Regions from separate parts of the Homo sapiens genome. Here region 2 is linked to region 1. A link is a contact called in ENCODE Hi-C or POLR2A ChIA-PET data. All regions are on one chromosome and are shown on one strand. Each heading gives the region's core, a stretch centred on a gene start or an enhancer-like site at or near the end of the contact. The rest is flanking DNA. Distances are from core to core; before and after follow the strand shown.

Region 1 (5,049 bases), core at 1,900-4,399:
CTGGGCTTGTTCCTGGCGTTCTCGGTGATGTGGATGGAGAGATGGTTCCAGCTGCACTGTGTACCGTCTAACATTCTGGGCTTGTTCCTGGTGTTCTCAGTGATATGGGTGGAGAGATGGTTCCAGCTGCACTGTGTGCCGTCTAACATTCTGGGCTTGTTCCTGGTGTTCTCGGTGATGTGGGTGGAGAGATGGTTCCAGCTGCGCTGTGTGCCGTCTAACATTCTGGGCTTGTTCCTGGTGTTCTCGGTGATGTGGGTGGAGAGATGGTTCCAGCTGCACTGTGTGCCGTCTAACATCCTGGGTTCTCGGTGATGTGGGTGGAGAGATGGTTCCAGCTGCGCTGTATGCTGTCTAACATTCTGGGCTTGTTCCTGGTGTTCTCGATGATGTGCGGCAGAGGGAAGGCCCTCACACTTTGGGGTACTTTTTCTTTAAATTAGAGATGATGATACACAGCTGGGAGGTGGGTGGGAAAGTGGGCGTGGTAGGAGATGAGTCAGGTGAGAGCATTTTGAGACACCCAGGAGCTGTAGAAACCTGAGTTGTTGCTATAGAAGTCCTAGATATCTTCCTGGATAATTCTCTTTCACATAATTGACATAACGCTTCTCTGTCACACCCAGGAAGTCCTGGTATTGTATAGATAAAATCAAAAAGTTATTTCCATTTTACCCAGACCCAGTTTTGAAAGGCCACAGGATGCCAGGATATTCCTTTTTTGTTCCTTTCCTGCTGTGATTACGGATGGGAGGATGGGATTTCAGCTTCACTGTGCTGATGGGCCGTGAAAAAAGAAACATCAGTGACCATCCCCAGAAACAGCGAAGGGGGGTGGGAATCAGTCAGTTAAGAAATCGAGCAAGTGCTCGCCCTGTCTCCACCTCGGTCTCCCACCTGCAGGCGAGAGGCCTATCCGTCCCACCTCTAAGCGTCTGTGACTCTAGGCCAGCAGGGAAGCTCTTGGCATCATGCGTGGCTCCGCTGTCCCTGCCTCCCAGAGCAGGGAGGACGAGGAGCACAGAACAGGGGTCCATCAGGGCTGTGGCTGGTGGAGGTGGGAGGCCCTGGGCTTGGACTCCACAGCCAACCAGGAGCCTGGAGCTCCACACAGCCCGAGTTAGAACCAGGACTGGCAAGAGTCAGACAATCTCCCCAGCATGTCCAGCTTTCAGTTCTGAAGAAACCAACCAACAAAGATACTTGAGCCTTTGCAGTTCCCACGTGCCGGAAAAACTGGTACATGCTTGAGAAGCGTGGATGTACAGAAGAGAAAGCCTCTCGGGTGGGGTCACCGCAAAGAGGAAAGGGCGCACGCAGGTCACTGCAAAGAGGAAAGGGCGCACGCAGGCGCAATGCACAGATCCACGGGCAGCATCTAGACGACGTGCGCTGCTCACAAGGCGAACCTTCGCTCAATGCTCCGGAAGCTGGTTTCCGAATTCACGCCAGCTCACAACTGACCTTCATGCTACACTTTGGGTCCCGTGAGGGCGGCTGCTTCCCCCTGCTCACTCTTGGGCAGCTGGAGCCTAACATAGAACCTGGCATGTGGTAAGCGTGTGCTCAAACTTCACGGCGGGGTGAGGGTGCAGGCATGTGCTTACCACACACTCAAACCTCACGGCAGGCTGAGGATGCAGGCATGTGCTTACCACACACTCAAACCTCACAGGCAGGCTGAGGGTGCAGGCAGGTGCTTACCACACACTCAAACCTCAGGGCGGGCTGAGGATGCAGGCACGTGCTTACCAGGCATTCAAACTTCACGACTGGCTGAGGATGCAGGCAGGTGCTTACTACACACTCAAACTTCACGGTGGGCTGAGGGTGCAGGCACGTGCTTACCAGGTATTCAAACTTCATGGTGGGCTGAGGGTGCAGGCATGTGCTTACCGCACACTCAAACTTCATGGGGGGCTGAGGGTGCAGGCATGTGCGTACCAGGTATTCAAACTTCATGGTGGGCTGAGGGTGCAGGCATGTGCTTACCACGCATTGAAACTTCAGGGCGGGCTGAGGATGCAGGCATGTGCTTACCAGGCACTCAAACTTCACGGCAGGCTGAGGGTGCAGGCATGTGCTTACCAGGCACTCAAACTTCACGGCAGGCTGAGGGTGCAGGCATGTGCTTACCACGCACTCAAACTTCACGGCGGGCTGAGGGTGCAGGCACGAGCTTACCACGCATTGAAACTTCAGGGCGGGCTGAGGATGCAGGCATGTGCTTACCACACACTCAAACTTCACGACAGGCTGAGGGTGCAGGCATGTGCTTACCACGCACTCAAACTTCACGGCGGGCTGAGGGTGCAGGCACGAGCTTACCACACACTCAAACTTCACGGCGGGCTGAGGGTGCAGGCACGAGCTTACCACACACTCAAACTTCACGACAGGCTGAGGGTGCAGGCATGTGCTTACTAGGCAGTCAAACTTCACGGCAGGCTGAAGGTGCCTGCTCCCAAGCGATCTCATGCAGCCTGCACTCAAACTCCACATTCCAAAAGTACCTACTCATCTGCCTAGATGCCTGCAGGGCTGGCTCTGATCTGCTTGTCCTGAAATGTGTTAACTGCCTTTTCATACCTTTTTTCATTGCCATGCCAACTGTGAAAGACTCCAGCCCCTTTCAGATGAGGCCCCCAGCTCGGAGATCCACCCTCCAGGAGGTGCTGGGCAGACGCGTGGGGCGGCCTCCACCTCCGGTTTCCTCCCTGTTGCCTCCCGCAGCCTCTCATTCAGAAAGAAACGTGTTTCCGGAAGCTGTGCCGTTGCCATGGAGCCTGGATGGCTTTGTCAGTTTCCTTATTTGCAGCCTCATCTCATCTCCAGACCCACTGTGCTCCTGGACTCGCTGGCAGTCCCAGCTCTCGCCTTCACTGTGGTCTGTGGACCCCTGCACTGAGCCTCGTGTCCTGTGAAGTCAGGCTCTGAGGGTCTCCACGGCCTCCTCTCACCAGAGACCCCCACATCTGCCGCGAATATAACCTAACACTCGAAACCTTTCTCAGTGGCTTGTGCCACCTTTTGAACTTACAATGTTGCTTTGTAGTTCCTTTTATCTGTTGTACGCTTCAGTTAACAGCGCAGTCGACACCTCCCCGGTGTTGGCATATTCTATCCTTCCACGTCCGTGTTGTGTGTTTTCATGGCGTGTCACTGACTCCCCCCGCTGGGGCCCGCGTCTCCTCTGTGCCTCCTCGTTTTGCGGTCTCTCCACATTTCCTGGATGCTCACTGTGCACCTGTCTCACTACAGCACCCTCGACACTGGCGGGCGCCTGGCTCAGCTGTTTAAGTAACTTTATGTTTATTACTTGGGAGGATATTAGCCTAGATTTAATTAATCTCTATGGCAGCATTTTACTTTTTTCTTTTATTTCATTTTGGAGACAGCCTGGGCTTTGTGGCCCAAGCTGGAGTGCAGTGGCGATCTCGGCTCACTGCAGCCTCTGCTTCCCAGGTTCAAGAGATTCTCCTGCTTCAGCCTCCCGAGTAGCTGGGACTACAGGCATGTGCCACCAAACCCGGCTAATTTTTGTATTTTTAGTAGAGACGGGGTTTCACCATGTTGGCCAGTGTGGCCTCGAACTTCTGGCCTCAAGTGATCCACCTGCCTCGGCCTCCCAAAGTGCTGGGATTACAAGTGTGAGCCACCGCACCCGGCCTATGTTGCTTCATTTTAAATGTCCAGTTGCGAAGCTGTGGGTGCAGTAATGGAGCTGATTTCTCAGCTGCTTCAGCTGAGTGATGTCCAACAACTGAACACAGGAAGCCTCAACGCAGATGCTCAGGCGGGGGCGACCGTGGAGACGGAATATTCTCTGGCCCTTCTGTGTTAAGAAAGCCTTCAGGTTGCTGATTATAGAAATGGATGTTTTTAGTCAGCAGTGCAGCTCCACTCTCAAATGGAAGAAAATCCTGTTTTCAGCACCACGTATGCCTAAAGCATCAATTATTTCACTCCCAAATCAGCTGTGTTGCCACCACATTGAATCTGCTGTGAAATAACAGTGTCTGCCAGCACGTGGGTGTTTGGTTAATTATTGTCTTTTTATAAAATATCTGCTTTATTGATACCTTTTCCTTTGGCTTAAGTCATTAATGATGTGTTATTCTGGTCTTGTCATGGATCTGTCAGTGGAATTGCACTGCAGGTGGCTTCTTTGTGGAGTGACAGCAAACGGCATTTGGAAAGTGTGGCTGTTCACCCTGTGGCTGTCCCAGGGCCACACACTGATTGGACTGGGGGCAGGTACCCCACAGAGCCACATGGGTTTAAGCCGAGTCTGCCTAAGTGTGGAACCATAAGTACAGAATGAAGGAAAACAAAACCTGAGCATTTTCTCAGAGTTAGGATTGTTCTTTTGAAAATCTTGGGCCAACTGGGATGACCGAGATTTTTATCCTCTTACCAGTTTTTTTTTTTTTTATGTTTTCTATTTCTAGTGAAGAACTAGAAGGAAAATATGCCCTTAAACGGACAAGTGTGTTATGGACGGAATGTGTGTGTCGCTCTGAAATTCGTAGGTTGCAGCCTCACCCTCAGCGGAGGAGATTAGGGTTTGATGAGGTCGTGAGGGTGGGGCCTCGTGCTGGGGCGAGTGTCCTTGTGAGAAGAGGCACCAGATCCCACAGGCTCCCTCTCTTCCTGGGCCCACACAGAGAAGCCGAGCCCTGTGGGTGCAGTCAGGACGGTGGCCGTGGCCCCCAGAGAAGGTGCCTCAGGCGAAACCAGCCCTGTCAGTGCCTTGGTCTTGGACCTCAGCCTCCAGACCTGTGGGAAGCGAATGTCTGCTGTTCAAGCTGCCCAGTGCATGGTATTTTGTTACAGTATCCTGGGCTGACTAGGACACAGGCCTGGGAAAGTTTGCTGCTGAAATTTTGAATGGCAAGAGTGACAACCAAAATTAAAATGATCTGTACGAAGTGACATGCTTGTTCCTCATTCAATTTAACATAGCGTTTATAGAGTATTGCAATGCTATTATCTTGATTCTTCCGTAAATATTGGGCAGAAATAGGGCAGATAGGATTTGTTCCTGTT
Region 2 (5,049 bases), core at 1,669-4,168, 240 kb after region 1:
GAACATGGATGGGTCTGGTCCTGACCCCCAGTGCCCCAGCTTCTCACAGCACATGGTGCAGAAAAGCACCTGAGGGTCGGCAGCCGAGCGGGGAAGCAGCAGACACAGGCATGCGCCTGGGAGACTCGGCAGATACCACAGGGAGACTTGAGCCCGGCCCCCAGGGATAGCAGCAGGCACTCTGACCATCTGCATGCATATCTATCTGTATTTATTTATTTTGGGACAGAGTCTCACTCTGTCGCCAAGACTGGAGTGCAGTGGCGCGATCTCGGCTCACTAAAACCTCTGCTTCCTGGGTTCAAGCAATTCTCCTGCCTCAGGCTCCTGAGTAGCTGGGATTACAGGCGTGTGCCACCATGCCCAGCTAATTTTTCGTGTGTATTTTTAGTAGAAACAGGGTTTCATCAAGTTGGCCAGGCTGGTCTTGAACGCCTGACCTCAACTGATCTTCCCACCTCGGCCTCCCAAAGTACTAGGATTACAGGTGTGAGCCACTGCGCCCAGCTATGTGTTTATATTTATGTGCATTTCTGTATTAATTCGAAGTGACTCCCTTAGCCAAGATTCCTGCCACTCCTTTAATGTATGACTCAGGCACTTTGTCCTTGCTTCAGTGACTGTGATTTAGGTGCCTTTGATTGGAAGTTGACTGAAAGTTCTTGTTACAGGCGACAGACCAAGGCCGAGACTGAGAAAGAGACAGGAGAAGGGAGGGGAAGGGCAGAAGTCCACAGCTGGGAGCACAGGGATTCGGGTGACTTATGCTGGGGCCTATTTCTCGTTCATCCCTACAACTGGCTCAGGTCTCTGTGTTTTCCTACTGACATCATCTTCCTCATTACACATCACGCTGAATTTTTCAGTATGTCAATTCACGTCACTTATTTTAATTCCATCCAGTTGCGTGTGACAAACCTGAATATCCCATCCATTTCGTGCCCAGGTTTTTAGACTTTTGCTTCCAGGAGCATTTCCCAACCTTGCTGCTTGTGCACTGCGTGCCTTGGTCCCAGGCTGGAGCATCGTGTGAATGAATCTGTTTCCGGCAGGCATGGGGTGAGGTTTATATCAGCCTTCATTAAGCAGTAATCACAGCCTGCCGCTAGACGCACATTTCCCACACACATGGGATTGCAGGAAGCTAACATTCGCCTCTTCTGTTTTATTTTCTGCCACCCTTGCTTGAAAGTTCAATTCATGAGTAATATATTAGGTGGGAAGATAAGTAAGGTTTATCCTTTAGCTAACATTTATTACAATAATAACAAAGTACATACTATACACCTCATTGTTTATAATTGCAAAGTACTGAGGTTACCTATTTTGATGAAAAATGTCTTAAAACATTAAGATTTTAAGCATGATTACGTCCATATTACTAATATTTTAATTCTGCTACCTTAAATATCTATCATTGACACATTAAATATGCTATTGCAGGAAAGCTGATTTAAAAAAATCACAGCTTTAAATATATATTATATTATTTCACAATGGCTAAAATTCCTTTTATATGTTGAGGTTGCTTTTCATTACTCATGAGTCAAAAGAGCTTTATAATCCTCTTATTGACGGTATCTTTAACTTTTTTAAATGAAAATTTTAGCTGAAGGTGAATATATTTTGCTTAAAAAGTTAACATGGACAATAATACCTCATGTCCCCAATTGATTTGGCCTTGGCATATGACATTTGCTATCTCTTCAGTAAACATATTTGTATAATATCGAGCATATTATGCAATACATATAAGTGTATTTAGCAATTAAGCCAAATAAAATTATGCTTGTTTTAACAGTTCATACCAGTTTTCACATCTAGCTTTGTTGGATATTTTTTACAGTTACGGTTACTTTTAGGGCTGGAGTGAGGTCTGGCTGGTGTACGAATGATCCGTCTTGTTAAAATGAAGAAGCACGAATTACTCAGTGAGGCGTGGCCAACTGTGTTTTTAGAGAAAGTCCCCCGGCGCTCAGGGCTTTGTGTTTTCTGGAATGCGAGGTGACAAGCCCGGTCCCAGGTGGCCCCGGACGCCGCTGGCTGCCACTTTCCCCGCCGTCCCCAGCTGTTGGAGCCGAGGCGGAGGGATGGCGCCGTCCGTCCCAGGAGGGAAACGGTGGCCCCCAAGGCCGGGACGCAGGTGGCGCTGCAGTCGGAACTGGGATGTGGACCCCCGGCCCGGGACGCGGTTAAAAGGTCCAGCAACCCCACAGGCCCGTGGGGTCTGCGCTGCTCCAGGCGCCCGGATTCACCGTCCAGCCGGGGCCCTGACCCCGGGTCCGTCCACGCGGCTGCGATGCTCGGTCATCCTGGCTCCGGCCCACCCCGGGGAGACAGGCCCCTCACCGGCCCCTCTGAGGAGCAGGGCCAACACGCCGCGGGCTCTGCCGGCCCCGCAGGCCTCGGGTTCCATCGCAGCAGCGTGGCCTGATGACTCCATTTTGTCGCTGCGGAGGAGCCGCACCGAGTCCACAGCGCCAGTGCGGGGGAGCCGCGCCGGGGAAGAGGGAGGAGGCGCGTCCACAGCAGCCTCGTGTCTCCACATGGGACGTTTCCTCGGCGGGGACCCGGCGCGCCCAGGGGCTCAGGCTCGCTCAGGCCTACGGAGGCGGGTGTATCCGCGTCCGGCCCGACTTGTGAGGAAACAGCACACGTGAAGCGAGCGGAGTCGGCGCAGCCTGGAACAGGGTGAATCCGCAGAGTCCTCGGCCGCGCATGGCGGCTCTGTCAGCTCCAGGGACACAGGGACCGTCCCCGGGCCCATCAGCGCAATCGGGAGGGCGTCCGTGTGCCCACAGGCCCAGCTACACCTCCACAAAGCTGGGAAAGACGAACACGGGCCACCCTCAGCCACCTGCCCGGACCGCTGCGAGGCCCACGGGAGGGAAGACGCGCCCTGGCACGCGGTGTGGTAACCGCCCTTGGACGCGGCGGCGCTTTGGGCGGGAAGAACCGCGAATTCCAGAACATTTGGGATCATTTGTTAAAAGAAAAATCCTCGGGCGCCACCTAGCGCTGACATGCTGCCTAACTCTTCTCAGCCCTCATTTTAGAGAACGGAAAATGAAGCCCAAGTTATTGACTATAAAATGGGAAAAAACTAAAACATTGCAATATGCAGATTGCATCACACATATTATCTTAGCAGGTTTTCTTGCACTTGCCTTGCAGATAAATAGGACATATCTAGGTGGTGCTGTGTCCAATAAAATAACACATCTGAACTCAGGTAAGGAAGGGTTCTCTCAACAGGGAGAGGTTCCAGCCAGGAGACCCCGAAGCGTCTCCCACTCAGGAAGACATGTGCTTCTCTGATATGAGAAGGAATGACCACCGCCAGAGCGACGCCCTATGGGGGAGGATGGGCGAGATGGTCAGCGGGAGGGGTCTTAGGCTGGGGTTAGCAGACGCTTGGAGAAGCAGGCCAGGGCTTGCTACTCCCTGTACGGAGCACTGGATGGCTCCGTCACTGTGGGTGTCTCGTCCACCGTGGTCAGTTACTTGTGAGACAAGAACAGGGAATTTGGAAGGTCTGAGCTTGGCCTGCCCGGGTAGAAAGAGGACCCCTGGGTCTCCTCTACGACCTGCGAGGAAGGTGATCTTCGCAGGGAACCATTTCTGGAACGTGGAGGGTGGAGCTTCTTGACCATCCTTTTGCAGGGCCTCGAAACTCAAGTGAAGTTCGGTGTCAGTAGAAACTCTGTGTTGCTTCTACGCATGGCTGGACACATGTGCTTCTAGCCTTGGCCACTTGATTCCTGGTTGTATAGGTTTTATGTGTACAGTCATGCATTGCTTAACGCTGGGGGTACATTCTGAGAAATGCATTGTTAGGCAATTTTGTCATTGTGCAAACATCAAAACATCATAGGGTATATGTGAACAGAGTCTAGAAGTTACAGCCTATGACACACCTCAGCCATAAGGTGTAGCCTCGTGCTCCTAGGCTACGAACCTGTACAGCAGATGGCTGTGCTGGAACTGCAGGGAGCTGTAACACAGTGGAGAGTGTGTATCTAAACATAGCTACACGTAGAAGAGGTGCAGTAAAAATATGGTATAAAAGATAAACATGGTGCACCTGTATAGGGCACTTACCACGAAAGGAGCTTGCAGGATGGAAGTTGTTGCTCTGGGTGTTGGTGAGTGAGTGGTGAGTGTCTGTGAAGGCCTAGACTCTCAGACATTTCTGTCCACTACTGTTGACTTTATATACACTGTACACTTAGGCAACACTCAGTTCATCGCAAATATTTCTCTTTTCTCAATAATAAATTAAGCTTAGCTTAACCTTAATGAAATAACTTTTTACTTTATAAACTTTTAAGTTTTTAATCTTTTTGACTCTTTGTAATAACACTTGGCTTAAAACACAAACACATTGTACAGATGTACAAAAATATTTTCTTTCTTTATATCCTTGTTCTATAAGCTTTTTTAATTTTATTTTTACTTTTACTTTTTTTAACCTTTTTTGTTAAAATCTGAGACACAAACACACACATTAACCTAGGCCTACACAGGGTCAGGATCGTCAACATCACTATCCTAACCCTAACCCTCCACATCTTGTTCCCTGGAAGGTCCTCAGGGGCAGTAACACACATGGCGCTGTCATCTCTAATGCCTTCTTCTGGAATCCTCCCCGAAGGGTCTGCCGCAGACTGTTTGACTGTTAACCAGTTTTTTTTTTTAAGTAGAAGGGGTACATTCTAAAATAATGCTAAAAATATAGTGTAGCAGCAGTCCCCAACCTTCTTGGAACCAGGGACTGGTTTTGTGGAAGACAGTTTTTCCATGGACCAGAGTTGAGGGGAATGGTTTCTGGATAAAACAGTTCCAGCTCAGATCATCAGGCATTAGATTCTCATAAGGAGTGCACAACCTAGATCCCTCTCATGCACTTTTCACAACAGGGCTCTCACTGGATTCTCCTGTGAGAATCCAGTGCCGCTGCTGATCTGACAGGAGGCAGAGCTCAGGCAGTGACACTCACTCACATGCCATTCACCTCCTGCTGTGCCACAGTTCCTAACAGGCCACAGG

What was found. Hi-C counts contacts between places; a loop is a spot of excess contacts on that map. ChIA-PET counts read pairs that join two places held with the same protein, here RNA polymerase II (POLR2A). Pooled maps may share reads with other maps.
Region 2: a map of naive thymus-derived CD4-positive, alpha-beta T cell shows a loop between it and region 1 (13-fold over the local background). The contact joins two enhancer-like sites. A Hi-C loop is called at or near these places in 3 of 168 maps with a recorded cell type or tissue (CD4-positive, alpha-beta memory T cell, naive thymus-derived CD4-positive, alpha-beta T cell and posterior cingulate gyrus) and 9 of 50 pooled maps. POLR2A ChIA-PET finds 5 or more read pairs at or near these places in 1 of 52 experiments (Panc1).

Annotation. Positions count from the first base shown.
Region 1 is chr2:391,387-396,435 of GRCh38, forward strand. No RefSeq gene overlaps it. Among named protein-coding and RNA genes, the nearest start is that of LINC01865, 78 kb to the left of the region's middle. RefSeq lists an enhancer at 2,253-2,952. Within about 2 kb of position 3,150, at least 7 of the 41 ENCODE cell types and tissues checked have a DNase peak (open chromatin) inside an H3K27ac peak, as active enhancers do.
Region 2 is chr2:634,153-639,201 of GRCh38, forward strand. No RefSeq gene overlaps it. Among named protein-coding and RNA genes, the nearest start is that of TMEM18-DT, 41 kb to the right of the region's middle. Within about 2 kb of position 2,919, at least 2 of the 41 ENCODE cell types and tissues checked have a DNase peak (open chromatin) inside an H3K27ac peak, as active enhancers do.